Regions from separate parts of the Homo sapiens genome. Here region 2 is linked to region 1. Evidence: read pairs that join two places in POLR2A ChIA-PET (ENCODE). Cell type or tissue: GM12878. All regions are shown on one strand.

What was found. ChIA-PET counts read pairs that join two places held together with the same protein. Peaks named below come from ENCODE experiments on the same cell type or tissue, not always from the same donor. Only the 100,000 strongest peaks of a DNase experiment are listed, where the experiment ranks them.
Region 2: POLR2A ChIA-PET joins it to region 1 with 5 read pairs; 1 of 35 experiments calls an interaction of 5 or more read pairs at or near these places.

Annotation. Positions count from the first base shown.
Region 1 is chr14:76,181,651-76,189,650 of GRCh38, reverse strand. All of the region lies in intron 8 of GPATCH2L (G-patch domain containing 2 like), which reads right to left. Among named protein-coding and RNA genes, the nearest start is that of GPATCH2L, 34 kb to the right of the region's middle. In GM12878, CTCF peaks have their summits at 3,301, 4,346 and 7,900 (motif pointing right); a DNase peak (open chromatin) is centred at 3,120; H3K27ac peaks cover 1,910 bases.
Region 2 is chr14:76,498,600-76,506,599 of GRCh38, reverse strand. It overlaps ESRRB (estrogen related receptor beta), which reads right to left. Exons shown (of 7, transcript NM_001379180.1): 7 at 4,763-8,000. Among named protein-coding and RNA genes, the nearest start is that of ESRRB, 130 kb to the right of the region's middle. RefSeq lists an enhancer at 6,081-6,620. In GM12878, no CTCF peak of the experiment used is centred here; a DNase peak (open chromatin) is centred at 3,819; H3K27me3 peaks cover 192 bases.

The DNA of each region.
Region 1 (8,000 bases):
CCTTGTTTGTAGATGATATGAACTTATATTTGGAAAAACCTAAAGACTACCACAAAACTGTCAGTAGTGATAAACAAGTTCAGTAAAGTTGCAAGATAAAAAATCAACACAAAAAATTCAGTAGCATTTCTATATGCCAAGAGTGAACAATCTGAAAAACAAATTTAAAAATTAACCCCATTTATAGTGGCCACAAATAAAATTAAATACCTAGGAATTAACTTACAGAAATAAAAGATCTCTATAATGAAAAATATAAAACATGGATGAAAGAAATTGAAGAAGACACCAAAAAAACTGAGAGATATTCCATGTTCATGGATTGAAAGAATCAATATTGTTAAAATGTCCATACTAGCCAAACCAATCTACAGATTCAATGCAATCCCTATCAAAATACCAGTGACATTCTTCACAGAGATAGGAAAAAGAATCCAAAAATTTATATGCAGCCACAAGAGACCCAGAACAGCCAAAGCTATCCTAAACAAAAAGAACAAAACTGAAGGAACCACACTACCTGGCTTCAAATTATACTACAGAGCTATAGTAACTGAAATAGCATTGTACTGGCATAAAAACAGACACATAGACCAATGGAACAGAATAGAGAACCCAGAAACAAATCCACACATGCAGAGTGACCTCATTTTCAGCAAAGGTGCCAAGAACATATACTGGGGAAAAGACAGTCTCTTCAATAAATGGTGCAGGGAAAACTGGATATCCATATGCAGAAGAATGAAACTAGACCCCTATCTCTCACCATATACAAAAATCAAATCAAGTAGATTAAAGACTTAAATCTGAAATCTCAAACTATGAAACTACTATAAGAAAACATTGGGAAAAATCTCCAGGACATTCGTCTGGGCAAAAATTTTTTGAGTAATACCCCACAATCACAACAACCAAGGCAAAAATGGACAAATGGGATCACATTGAGTTAAAAACCTTCTGCACAGCAAAGGAAACAATCAACAAAGTGAATAAACAACCCGCAGAATGGGAGAAAATATCTGCAAACTACCCATTTGACAAAGGGTTAATAATTAGAATATATAAGGAGCTCAAACAACCCTGTAGAAAAAAAATCTAATAATCCAATCAAAAAAGATTTGAACAGATATTTCTCAAAAGACATACAAGTGGCAAACAGGCATATGAAAAGATGCTCAATATCACTGATCATCAGAAAAATGCAAATCAAAACTACAATGAGACATCATCTGACCCCAGTTAAAATGGCTTACATCCAAAATACAACTAATAATGCTGGTGAGGATGTGGTGAAAAGGTAATCTTCGTACACTGTTGGTGGGAATGTAAATTAGTACAACCACTATGCAGAATAGTTTGGAGGTTCCTCAAAAAAACTAAAAATAGAGCTACCATATGATCCAGCAATCTCACTATTGGGTAAATACCCAAAAGAAAGGAAATCAGTATATCAAAGAGATATCTGCACCCCCAGGTTTGCTGCAGCCCTGTTCACAATAGCCAAAATTCGGAAGCAACCTAAGTGTTCATCAACTGATGATGGATAAAGAAAATGTGGTGCATATACACAATGCAGTACTATTCAGCCATAAAAAAGAATGAGATCCTGTTATTTGCAACAACATGGATGGAAATGGAGATAATTATATTAAGTAAGATAGACCAGGCACAGAAAGACAAAAATCACATGTTCTCACTTATTTGTGGGATCTAAAAATCAAAACAATTGAACTAATGGAGATAAAGAGTAGAAGGAGGGTTACCAGAGGCTGGGAAGGGTAATGAGGGTGGTGGGGAATGTGGATGGTTAATATGTATAAAAAAATTGAAAGAATGAATAAGATCTACTATTTGATAGCACAACAGGGTGGCTACAGTCAATAATAATCTAACTGTACATTTTTAAATAAAAGTAAAATTGGTTTGTTTGTAACACAAAGAATAAATGCTTGAGGGGATGGATACCCCATTCTCCATGATGTGATTATTACGCATTACATGCCTATATCAAACCATCTCATGTACCCCATAAGTATATACACCTACTACAAACCCACAAAAATTAAAAATTAGAAAGTTAATAAAATTCAATGTAAAAATGGTATTTGTTTTCTATACTTTTTCTTTAACACAAGTAACACCAGGAAAAAATTTGATATTTCTAGGGACCAAAGTTCATATATATATTCCAATTATTCTGCTTAATTACTAATCTATTCACCTCAATTATTTTTAACAAAAATGTATGGAGGCCTACCCAATGTAACATACTATGCTGGATGTGCAGAGGGAGATAAAAGATGACTGAGCTGAGGTCCTGTCCCCAGGAGCTCACAACACAGTAGGAAGGCCAATTCCTAAAGAAAGAATTAATACTCCGAGACACTGAGTTGTAATCAGAGAACAAGTAAGTGCTAGGGTAAAAGGAGAAAAAGGAGGATTAAATCTAGAGATTTAATCCCTAGATTAAATGTGAGACTCCTTTCTCACATGTGATTTTACCTTTAAGGTTTACTGACATTTATTAAGCAGTCAGGAGGGGAAATATTTTCATAGACTTGCACCTGGGAAAAGATCTAGGCCTATGGCACTAGGAGCAGATAGGAAGAAAAGAAAAAAAAAAAACACTTCACAATTATCATAGGAAACAGAGGAGGCTTATCTAACAGGAAGCGATCCTAGCAATTCCACTAATGATTTTCACTTAAATCTAACCCTCAGTAGTCTGTGACAAACTGCTCACTGGCACCTGAAAATTCTCCCTAATCTAATTCCCTTAGCTGGGCTAAAGTAGGCATATCTATGAAGCTGTTTCATGCCGCCCATAAGAGCCAAATCATTTCACATCAGTTGGAAAGATGGGTATCTTACAATGGAAAAACAGAGAGAGAGAAAATGCTTTCATCATTCCACTTAGGCAGTAAGATGCCAGCCAGCTGAGAGCCACTGTCAACGAGACCCTCCAATAGAGGACAAAAGATTCAAGAACTGTGTACTATACAATGGGCAATTCCAATAGGCTTGGGCAGCCTTATAGACAATACTATAGCAGAAACTGCTTCACACATGTGGCTGAAACTGAGGCATTAAAGAGGTGAGAAAGCAACACTGTGCTTCACAGCATCAACAGATACAGGACTAATAAAAGGTTCCTTCCCCCAAGCCCTGAGGTAAAACCTCAGGCTGTTTATTATGGCTCCAAAGGTCAAAATTAATAGCATGAAGTGAGTCTTCTTCTTACTCTTTGAAACTCCTTGTCAAGTGGCACAGCCAGCTGGGCACACAACTCTGATATGCAGATCATAACGTTTGTGAACAGATAAAATGAATTACAAATGAGCTCAGCCTATCCTATTTCAACTCTCTAATGGGCAGGAAGGTCTCTCTCTCTTTTTTTTTAACCCCAACTCTGTCCAAATGCCTCCTCTTATAGACCATTTGAGGTCATTTAAGCACCTCAAGAATCAGTATTACATCTAATTAGCAAATGACTCTGGAAGCCAACTCAAAGTTTTTAAAATTGCAATTATCCTAAGGATGGGGTAGGGCAGTAACTACATAACAAAAATAATATTGGTTACCAGGATGCTCAATATTTACATATATTATTTCATTTTGGTCCCCATTCAACCAATTTAAAAAGTATTGATATTTCCATTTTAAAGATGTAGAAATTGAGGTATGGGAAGATTAAGTCATTTGCCTGGGTAAAGCCCGGATTCTCGCCCAGGTCTGCCTGACACTAATATCTACACTCTTAATCTCCTACCACCTATGCCAATGGACTATGAAGAAAGTAGAAGCTATGAAACTTTTCATCCATTCATTAAGAAACACGTATAACATTTGCATACCAGGCTGATATCTGCCATCCTTACCACAACTAAAAATAAGATTTCTCAAAGAAAAAACAGTTTATTTACAAAGGAAGCTGACCTATATGAAAAGAAGATATCAGTGCTTTGCTATTTCAGAGCTTAAAGAAAGAATAAATTAAAATGGTAATGCTTGACCAAATTATCTTCCAAAATAAAGGAAAGGTCACTAAAAGTTGACCTTTCCTTTGAGTTGGAGAAAACTAAAACACTGCCATGAAAAGTTTTTGCACTCAAAAACTGCAACTGGTGATTGATGAATCACATAGATGCAACTGACCTGTATGTAGCAATTGATAAATCCTAGCTATCATTTTCTTTGGTAATAATAGTAAGAAAAACTATCCTTCACAATCAACAAATCTCTCATTTTGGGAAAAACTGCTTGCAGCACTAGTCTTCTTATTACAAGTTTGTGACTGTGCCCTTAACAATACCACTGCCTCTACCAGAACGCCAATCACACCATCTGCTGTTTGGGCAGCAGCAATTCTTAACACCAATACCAGGTATCACACCTTTAACAGCAAATCCCAATACTAGCAACCAAAACAACCAAACCAAAACACTTGGTTTATGGATTTCATCTACACACCCAGCCAACAATCCAACTATCCATATATCCACCTGACAAAACTCTGCCCCTGATCCATTTATTAAGAACTATGTGCTGGGCACCGTGCAGATACTAACACTCTTCTCTACCTGCAGTAGGTTCTCCAAAGCTAAGAGAAGTCCAGAGGTCTACCTCCCGTAAGGAATGGTGCATACCATACCAAAGTACAGAGTTTGCACCAATTATGAAAGGGGAGACCCTATTAAGCAAATTACAAAGCACCAGTCACAAAACCATATGCATTTAGGACAACAGTTCTTAACCCTGGCTGGCATATTAATCACCTAGGGAGCTTTAAAATAATGCCAATGTCTAGGCCTTATCCCAGACCAATTAAATCAGAATCTCTGGAAGTGGGGCCCAGCACGGATATATTTTCTTAAAGCTTCTTAGGTGATTCCAACTTGCAGCCAGGGTTGAAAACCACCAAGTTAACTATTTCCAGAGTGCTATTCCTGAAATCCACAAATCTATTAGATGGTACAAAGACCACAAAACTCTCCCTCCCATCCACTGCACCTGTCATCTGGGCTGTATTATAACGCTACATCAATAAAATGTTATTTTAATATTATGGTCCAATTATTTATTTGTTTATAGCAATGAAATATTAAACAAGAGAGGATTTTAGGTCATGCACCATCCTCCCAATGCCCCCCGCCCCCACCTATTCTGAGAACCAGAAGGGCATATGGTTCTAGCAGGGAGGAAACTGTTGAAAAGCCCTTGCTCTTGCTTAGGAGAATGGAATTGGCAGTGTCCAGGCAAGAAGCAGCCTCAGCTCAGTAACCTGACAGGAGGGAACCTTCATAGTTCAGGCATGATTATCAAACTCTTTGTGCTCTTAAAGGAGAGTAATTATAGGCATGTGAAAAAAGGGAAGCACTCCCTGAGGAACTCTTCCTCACATGCTTCCCAAGAGGCAGTAGGGCCATTAAAAATTCCATGATGAAGAGGAAAAACAGCCTGGGAACAGCCAGGAGGCAATACAGCAAATTAATACACCAGCCCTCCTCGGGGAAAGCTGTGATAAAACAGGAAACACTTCTCTCTTTGCAAAATAAAATTATACCACTAATGATAACATTGTCGCCACACACACACACACACACACACACACACACACACACACACACCATGCTAATGATGCATGTGAAATTTCCAATGCTGCCCAGGTGCTTTGAAAGAAATGTTTCCCTACTACAAATAAAATGGGACAAGAAAAAGACACAATTTCCACTGGAAACAGTTTTTAGTATAGTCATTCACCTGCCTCTTCCCTGCCACTACTCCTTCACACTCCTCCTTGGTGCCAGGCTTTTGCTAAATGATCCACTCTTTGCAAAGCCTACTGCCCAGTTCTGAATCCAATCTCATCAGTCTGCCACACTGGAGCTAGACGGTTCCATCTTCACTAACCCCTTGCTGGGGAGGAACGATTACAAAGGAGTGACCAGTTGCCCTGAGAGCTCAGTATGTCATCATTCACATTTTCTAAAAATTGCATAGAAGTCACTTGCGCTGATCATTTCCCATGAAGCAGTGGTTGCCAAGCTTTATTGAGGTGCACCCTCATGAGTAAAAAATCTGAAAAAAAATTATGTATGTAGTACATATACATAAAATATAAATACGTGCTACTAGACACATATGTATAATTTAAAACAAAAAAAATTTTGCTATAATTTTTTTGCTATAAATAAATGTAAGTTTAAAAATTTTCTTTCCCTTTCCCAAAGAACCTTCATGTATGCAACCCACTTGGTATCTACTGCCCTGGGTATGACGTCTAGAAGTAAGGACAAAGACGATGCATGATTGTCCACATTCTCTTTCCTTTGCTTTCAGCAATGGTCTAAAACAATAAGCAATATTACCCTAGAGCTGAGCATACCAGAAGCATAGTAGAGACTTCCTCAGGTTTCCAAGTTCAGCCACAAACACTGCCAGGCAAAAGAGTGAAGACAGTGGTATGGATAATGAGATACACAAAGAAACAAGAAGCTGATGCCTAGTCCAGCCACAGGATAAGGCTTTTAAAGGAAACAGGAAACCTGACAAAAGTACGAATACTGATCTCAGCACAGCACAGCTCTAGGTAGCAGAGGTAAAGAGAGGAGGGAAAGTAATCCACTTTCAGCATTCTGACATGATATCATGCTACTCAAATCATTTTCCCAAACAGTATACACAGACATTATTTTATTTGGTATTAAGACAAAAAGCTAAAGGACTGTTTTCCTATGGATTAAAATCCTGTTGTCTTCTATGACAGCTTGAGCACAACCACCTCTAAAAAGATCTCCCTGAGCCTTGACATTAGGGGCCCCTCCTCTGTGCTTTTTCAAACCTTTATTGTAGTTGTCAACTTCCATACCTGACTTTCCCATGAGAATGTAAGCTCCTTGAGGGCAGTATCTAAACAAAGAGCTGGCTCATAGTAGGGTTCCAGCAAACGCTGAATGAATTAATGATGAATAAACATCATGCTACTGAAGGAAAGGCCTTACTACTAATAGTTTATATCATTCCACAATTTTCCACATTCTTTTCTTTTTTTTTTTTTTTTTTTTTGAGACAGGGTCTCACTCTGTCATCCAGGCTAGAGTGCAGTGGCATCATCACAGCTCACTACAACCTTGACCTCCTGAGCTCAAGTGATCCTCCCACCTCAGCCTCCCAAGTAGCTGAGACTACAGGTGTACATCACCAGACACAAATGATTTAAAAAAAAAAAATTTTGTAGAAACAAGGTCTCACTCTGGTTCAACATTCTTTTTTTTTTTTTTTTTTTTTCTTTTCTGAGACGGGGTCTCGCTCTGTCCCCCAGGCTGGAGTGCAGTGGCGCGATCTCAGCTCACTGCAAGCTCCGCCTCCCGGGTTCACGCCATTCTCCTGCCTCAGGCTCCTGAGCAGCTGGGACTACAGGCACCCGCCAGCACACCTGGCTAATTTTTTGTATTTTTAGTAGAGACAGGTTTTCACCGTGTTAGCCAGGATGGTCTCGATCTCCTGACCTCATGATCCGCCCACCTCGGCCTCCCAAAGTGCTGGGATTACAGGCGTGAGCCACCGCGCCCGGCAGTTCAACATTCTTAATAACACCATTTGTGATGGTCTCTCTTTTCAAAAGACATTCCATACAGAAATACCACTTCTTCAGTAGAAAGACCTGGCAGTAGGTTATGGTGCAAAATTTATTATTATAGCCCATAGTAGAAGTTCTAACTGTATCCATGAAAGTAACTTCTTTGTGCAGCCTGAACCTCAAAAGCTATGAACATAACCATTTAAGAACTTATTAGGAATAAAAAAGAGTCATCAGAACCTTGGAAAGAAATTCTTTGTGCCACCAGAAACAGTACAACTTCTAGGGTCCAGCCTATTAGCTACTCTTTTCTGCATAACAGCCCTGTAGGGGGTGCTACAATTAAAACCATATTTACTTCCCATGTCACCTAAAAGAATTTATATTTGTAAGGAGTCACTCGTTTGACTAATATATGTTA
Region 2 (8,000 bases), 320 kb before region 1:
CAAGGGAAGTGGAAGAGACTCTTCAGTACCCAAGTGAAAGCCCTGGTGCCTTGTGGCTTGGTCCTGGTTTGTGACAGCTGACAATGGGATCTTTGCATAGGTGGGTGGGACATTTGGGCTGATAAGGGAGAGATGTCTGTAGAAGTGAGATCAATGGCCTGGAAAAAGTAAGTAGGAGAAAAGGTCTCAAAAGTCTCTTAGTTCTTCTCCCCCACCATTCTGCAGAGAAGGCTTCACTTCTGACCATCAGATGCTGGACTTCAAATGGCCAACCCCAGGAGCCTCTGCCCATCCCAGGCAAGGGGAGGAAGTAATGAGAGAAAACCCAGAGGTAGACCAGAAGTGTAGGGACAGACAATCAGGGACTGGGGCCACTTGGGGAGAGGAAGAAGAGGATGTGGAGTCACCTTTGTTCTTAGCACACTTCAACGGGGGCCTCTTAGGTCTGCCAAGAAGGGTCTCCACCTCTTTGAGACCTGAAGCCACAGGTGCTGCCTGGCTTCACAAAACAAAAAGTTGACATAGACAGGAACCAGGCTGGGGCAGACCGCAGGACCAGAGCAATCTCTCCTTGGACCTGAAGGCTGAGTCTGAACAGAAACTGTCCATGCAGAGCATGGGATGTTTGCCCCTGATAGAAGTGTCAGAGTAGAGTGAGGCCAGATGGGGTGCAGATGGCACTGGGGGGAAGAGCTTGGTTGGACCTGAGGGCTGAGTCTGAACAGAAGCTGCTCATGCAGTGTGTAGGATGTTTGCCTCTGATAGAAGTGTCAGGGTAGAGTGACGCCAGGTGGGGTGCAGAAGGCACTGGGGGGAAGAACTTGGTAACAGGAGTTGACGCCCCCACACTGTTTCCTGGAACTCTGGGTGGAACACAGGGGCCCTTCTAGAAGAATGGCTTCCAGTTTTTCCTTGATAATGCCCAGAGTACATCTAAATCAGGGTTTCTCAACTTCAGCACCACTGACATCTGGGGTGAGATAATTCTTTCAGTGGGGGGCTGTCCTGTGCCCTGTAGGATGTCTGGCAGCATCCCTGGCCTCCACCCCTGTAGCTATGCTCAGTGTGACAACAAAAGATGTCTCCAGACATTGCAAAATGTCCCCTGGGGGGAAAATTGCCCCCATTTGTGGACTCCTGGCCTAAATCTAGTCAAGCAGTTGTGTACTTGCCAGTCCAGCGAGCTTTTCAGCACCCCATACTGTTTTTGAAAAATCAAGGGTGAAGTTATAGTTCTGATTCTTCCAGCAAGGGTCTTTTCCCCAGAAGCTCCCTTTTGGGTTATTTTGCTCAGCTGACAAATAATGACATAAAAGGTGATCGCTAAGCTCCTTCTACTCCACAAATCTATGTTCACCGGATTAATTTACTTTATTGCCTGTGAGGACAGGTAGAGAACAATGGAGGGGTTGGCTGGGTGTGAGAAGGAATTCTCAGCTGGGAAAGACCACCAGTGCTACATCTGCTATTGGGGGAAGCACATTTCCTGTTTCCTGTTTAGCTGGTCCTATGGTCTAAGGCCTTTTTGGCGATACGTCTCCCCTGGACCTGTGACAGCATCTCACCCTTAACACGACTGATTCTCCCACCCAGTCCCCAAGCTTGCCCTCCCTCAGTCTTTCCCATCTCAGTGGATAACAACCTTACTCCTTCCAGTTTCTGCGGCCGAAATCTTTGGAATTACCCACATCTCCTTTCTTTCTCTCACATTCCACATTCAATTTATCAGCAAATCTGGTGGCTTCAAAGTAGATCTAGAACCTAAGCATTTCTTTTATTTTTATTTTTATTTATTTTTTTGAGACAGTCTTGCCGCGTCACCCAGGGTGGAGTGCGGTGATGCGATCTCGGCTCACTGCAACCTCCGCTTCCCAGCTCAAGCTATCCTCCATCTTCAGACTCTCGAGCTGCTGGGACCACAGGTGCAAGCCATCATGCCAGCTCATTTTTGTGTTTTTTTGTAGAGACAGGGTTTCACCATGTTGCTTAGGTCTCCAACTCCTGAGCTCAAAGTGACCCACTCACCTTGACATCCCAAGGTGCTAGGATTACAGGCATGAGCCACTGTGGCCAGCCCCCAGTGCGTCTTAACACCTGCTCTGAAACATCCCTGCTCCAAGCCACAGTCACCTCACCAGTGGTCTTCTAGCTGTTCTTCCTGCTTCCACCCTGTCCTCTTGGAGCGTGTTATTAACACAGCAGCCAAAAGAGGAGAGGGACAACCAAAGCCCCCATGACAAGTTTGGGGCAAAACTAAGATGGGGTGGGCACAAAGGTGGGGCCAGCCAGGTGCCTCTGGTGGCCCAGGAAGACTTGAGGATGACACACCTGTCCCATGTACTTCCACCCCGGCCCCATTCTCAAGACCACTATTTAAATACATGACCCGGATAAAACCCCAATGCCACGTTCGATGCCCAGCCAGACACTTTCAAAGAAACAACAGCCCAGCAAACCACAAAACAACTGAAAGTCCTATTAAAATGTGTGATCGTGTCACCCCTGTATTCAGACGCTTCCACTGGTTCCTCATGTAATCTCTTAGCCTGAGAGCCACACTTACTATGGCCTTGTGCCCCTTGTTCCCCAGGGCCTCCCCCATTCCATTTCGCCCACACTCCTTTCCTTGAAGCTTGCTGAATATGCCAAGCATAGTCTTACCCCAGGGCCTTTGCCCTGGCTGCTCTCTCTGCATGAAGAGCTTTCCCTCCATACACCCACAGAATCCTCACTTTCTTTAACTTTTATTGTTGAACGTAACATCCTCATTGAGACTGCTCTGACCACTCCCTTAAAACTTGTAGCCTCCTACCCATTTCTGATCACCCATACCTTGCTTCCCCCCAACTCACTTACACTATATACATTCTAACAAACTATATAATTTGGTTATTTGCTGTGCTTATTTTCTCTCTCTTCCTCCCAGTAGACTGTCTGCTCCATGAAGAATGAAGATGGATTTTGTTTGTTCTTGTTTCTCTTTTTTTTGAGGTGGAGTCTCACTCTGTCGCCCAGGCTGGAGTGCAGTGGTTTGATCTCAGCTCACTGCAACCTCCGCCTTCTGGGTTCAAGCGATTCTCCTGCCTGAGCCTCCCGAGTAGCTGGGCCTACAGATGCGTGCCACCATGCCTGGCTAATTTTTGTATTTTTAGTAGAGACGGGTTTTCACCATATTGGCCAGGTTGGTCTTAAACTCTTGACCTCGTGATCCACCCGCCTAGGCCTCCCAAAGTGCTGGGATTACAGGTGTGAGCCACCGTGCTCGGCCTTGTTTGTTCTCTTTATGGAGATAGTCTCCATGCCCAGGATAGGGCCTGGAATGGGTAGATCCTCAGCAAATATTTGTTGAATGAATGAATATTAGTTGAATTTTTCCCCTTTCTTTGAAGCTTCACTTTTTTGCTAACAAAAAAAAAAAAAAAAAAAGAGAGAGACTAGAGAATGAATGGAGATGGAGGTATGGATGAGGGTTAGGTCTTTGAAAATATGAGCTATTAGTTGGTCTGATCACAATTACATGTATAAATGGAAAAGGTAGCACAGAATATCCTAATATACAGATAATCAAATAAAGATTTTCATTTTGACTGCATTACGTGATATTATGGTTGACTTTCTTTCCTAATTACTTTTTTCTTAAGATAGCAACATAAATAGCAGCCGTGTGTGCATTCTTTTAAGGTGAATTACCTAAAAAGAATCTACAAATTGAGTACTTTCATTCCCACAAGTACATAATGCATATCATGCATGAAGGTGTTAAATGCAAAGATAACCATGTGGTTCTTATCTTCCAAGAGCTGCAGGAGACTCACAAACCTCTCACTGAAAGTTGACCAGACCCTGAGCTGTTCACGTATGTGGGTTCTGTGGGCATTATGGTTGGCTGTCTTCTAGACTTCTAGACTTCCAACCTACTCCTTTCCCACAGTGTGGCAGCTAGGCCATTGAGTGGAACTGATTCTACCCCAGGCTGGTCATGGGGATTCACTAAGGGATAGATACAAAACCCGGTGGAGTTCAGAAAGAAGTTCAGACATTTTCCATGGTTGCAGAAAGAGATTTTCTCTCTCCCACAAGGTGTGAAACAAAAAACTGGCAGCCTTCTTGCTACCAGGAAAGAGGCCAGCATAAGGATGAAACAAACACGCAGAAGAACTGGGGGAATCGGAAAAGCTGAACCATAACCCTATTGACTTTGTAAACCCCTGGATCAAACCCTGCCTGATGCCTACCCCACTTCCGGACTCACATATAAATCCAGTAAGCCAGTATAAGCTAAGGTAACTTTTACTTGAAACAAAAGGCATCTTGAAATGTCTTCTTTGATCTCTTTCAGGCCCTCCCCTCTGCTTCTCACTGGTCCTGAGTGTGTCCTGGAATAACATGTGGGCTGTGCTATCCGGTGTTGTGTGTGTCACAGATGCAATTCAAAATCCTAAGGTAATGAATTGGTTTTCATTCACATATATCTGATATCTCATTTCTCTGGCATTAATGAAAGTAATCGATTGCCTTACCATTAATATTAAAAGCATAAAAGCAACAGGGAGCTTCTCAGACCTGCAGCATACTTCTCCAGTTGCATTCCTGAGCTTTGCTGGTGAACATGTTTTAAAATGACACCATGGGACTTCCCAGGGAACACTAAGGCTGGGTTGCCTCTCCCAACGGCCTCTCCTAGCCTCAGCCTGAAACCCAAGGGCAGTGCTGTCTGGGGGACAGTCAGCCCAGAAAGACAATGTGTGAAGAAACTCAATAGTTCCTTTCCTTATTTATTAGATTCCAGATACATGGGACCAGGATGGAAGCATCCTAGGGCATTTGATTTACATGGGGGTTTCTGGGAGAACATATACAGAGGCAGAAAGACATACAAGTAGGTGATGCTGCAATGGGGAACTGCCATTTTAAAAAATATATACATCTTAAGAAGCCATTCCAGCCATATTATCATTATTAGAAAATAAAACAATCTTTCCACATAGTGCTTTTCTTTGGTGCTGTTCCGTGAGCATGGACTCTGGACCCTTCAGTCTTCTTGTCACAAGCTGGTCACCCTCCCCTGCCACTTCCATCTGCACAGAGGGAGGGCAGAGTCTATGGGGAAAGGAGGCCCCCCCCACCGACACAGGTGGGTGCAGGTTCCAGCTCCTCTAAGGCGCTGCCATGGCCTCCCGACTCTGCTGGAGTCTTGAGAGCCTCTTACTTGGTTCTTAAAGTGTGGCCCGAGGAAGTTCCCTATATGCAAAGATTGGTTTTCACACATGACGAGTTCACAAAGTGACAAAGCCAGTCTGGAAACTTTAGAACGTATAAGGACAAGGGGACCAAACAAAACCCAGCCATACCACCTTCTCCATGGTTGGATTTTCATGTTTTATTTCTTGGTTCATTTCAAATGACCTGTATCATGAGAGTACAGCTGAGACAGGCTGTTTCCTCTTTACAGATTTTCCAGAAATGGCAGGTTTAGGGTAAACTTGAGATCTGTTCCACTGGGGGAAGGTTCCCCTAAACTCTCCTCACTTCACCACCTTCCACTAAGTCAGTCCTCTCCCTTCCCCGGAGAGGGTCCTCATCTGGCCAGGATTCCAGCTAAGAAGTTGGCCCCTGAACTTCTTTTCTGAGTGTCCAATGGACCCCTTCAGTACCAGGAACTTTCCCATTGGATGGAGTTCCATTGTTACTGACACATTTCCTGTTGTGATCTGAGTTTTAAGTATAAAAGCAGCTTCCACCTCATGGACACCAACCATCAGGACTTCCGCCCCACTCTGCTAGAGGGGCTCTGAAGTGAGGTCACTCGCAGCAACACTAGATCCAGTGAGGTGCAGCTGCCTGGTGTGCAGAACACCCACTTGCTCCAAGCCAGATGTTACATGGTGAGCCAGAGATGCTTTCCCTAGAAAAGACAGACAGCAGATGCCAGCTGGGCATGATGCCCTGCCGCCTGGGTCCTCCAGCTTGAGCAGGAAGTGACAGAGCAGGGTGCTACCTCGGCCCCGCTGCAAGGACACAGCACAGTGAGAGACTGAGGGAGTCCCAAAGCACACACCCCAAGGTCTCTACTGTGAAGGTTTCTCCGGAGCAGAACCTCAGGGCAGAGCCTCTAAACACTGTGCTAGACTTGGTTTGTAGCTGGTGTTCCTTGATGCCAAGAAGGGGCCTTTGCCCCAAATGTGTGCCTCCACCCAAATGAGGGAAGATGGGCTGCATGGAGGGCTAGGGCCGCAGCATCCTGGGTAACGGCTCCAGTGCCTACTCATCAAGTGACTCAGACCCGATTCCCCACAGGCAAGGGGAGCCGGAGGGACACATCACTGGTCTGGGAGGGCTCTTGAAATCCTTAACATTTTCTGTGTGGGACACCATCAGAGAGCTGCTCTGCAGTTTGTGGATTTCAGCCAGCCCTCCCTCCTGTCTGGGATGACCTCAGCACGTCCCAGCCCAGAAGCCCAGGCCGGGAGGTTCCTGGGGTAGAGCCAAGGAGGTGGGACCAGGGCTTCTATGGAAAAGCTGCAGAAAGTTACCTGGCCTCCTGGTGTCCTAGTGCTGGGTGAGATCTGCCTGCCTCTCTCATTGAGGGGGGTTGGACTAGAAGGGCGTGGATTGGGGATCCCCGGGGAGTTGCTCTGATCCCTGCTTGTGAAGGCAGCTGATTGGAAGGGGCATTTTCCATCATGGCTTGACATTCTTTCATCCTTGGGAGATCCTCTAAGCTGCTCTTGGCCAACCTGTGAGCACAAATGGGTGTTCAGGGCTGCCCCTTGAGTTAGTGAAAACTTTCACGGCCATCCACAGAAATAGAGTGACCCACTGTCCCCGTGTGCCTGGGGTAGAGGAGTTTCCTGGGATAAAGAAACGTCCTGGACAAACCAAGACGGTTGGTTACCTGGCACAGCCAGGGGGACTGCAGGGGTCCTGCCAGAGAGCTGGCGTGCTCGCGGTGCCCAGGGGAGCTACACCAAACCTCTGGTAGCCCAAGTGTGGTAGGAGGGCACCCCTCCTGTGGCACTGGTACACTAGCCCTGTGGCATGATGCTGAGTGCAGGGAAGGGAAGCCAGGAAGGATGAGGCAGGCCACCCCGCTGAGTTCCCTCCCTTTGGGGCTCCCCTGCCTACTTATCTCAGCTGCTCGGCCTTTCTGTGCTTGGCAAAGATGAGTCTGGGCCTCTGTCCATCCTGTCCTGATCCTCCCCCCGGGGTGCTCTTGGATGGAGCCAGGCTCCTGAGCTTCTCACAGGCTCACTTGGCCTGGACCTGCCCTTCAGGGAGAGGGGGAAGGCAGGAAGAGGGAGAGGGTTCTTGGGAGGATGGTGTGGTCCCCGCTCTTCTCTGTGCCAGCGCGTTCCTGTCTACAGCCCCTGGAGTCGCTGTGGCTGGCTGAACCCACTGGGTGAGTGAGCTCTGAGGTAGGGTCAGGAAGTAGCGGGGGACTCCCGGGGGGAGGAGAAGAGGAGGAGGACAGGTGGACACCGGCGCGGTGGGTGACAGGCAGGGGGGTAGGCCCCGAGGGGTGGGGTGCCCAGGAAGCACTTGAGCTCTAGCCGCTGCTCTCCTGTGGGTACCCCCTGGCTGAAAGCTGAGTGGAAACTGTGGAAGGTATGGGGCCTCTTGACCGGCCCCAGAGGATCTCAGAGCAGGTAGGACCTCTGGAAGAAAGATACTGTTGTCCCTTGCGTACCTGCCCTCTGCGGAAGGAAAACCTCCAGGTGGTATCCAGCCTGAGCAGTGCCCACCCAGGCCACAGATGGGGGAGGGGGCAAGGGAGTTAGGAAATGCACATGCTGCCTCTTGGTGGCTCGGTGGAGGGGAGAGGGCACTTGCTCCAGTGGCCTCCACTCCTGAAGGGAGTCAGCCCTGGCCCAGGCCTCCGCACCGTCCATGGAGAAGGAAAGACATACCAAAGAAAAAGCCAGTTACAGTCGAGCCCCACACCCCTGCCCCCCCATCCCCGTCCCCCACCCCACTGCACCCGGGAGTCTGCACACAGCCAG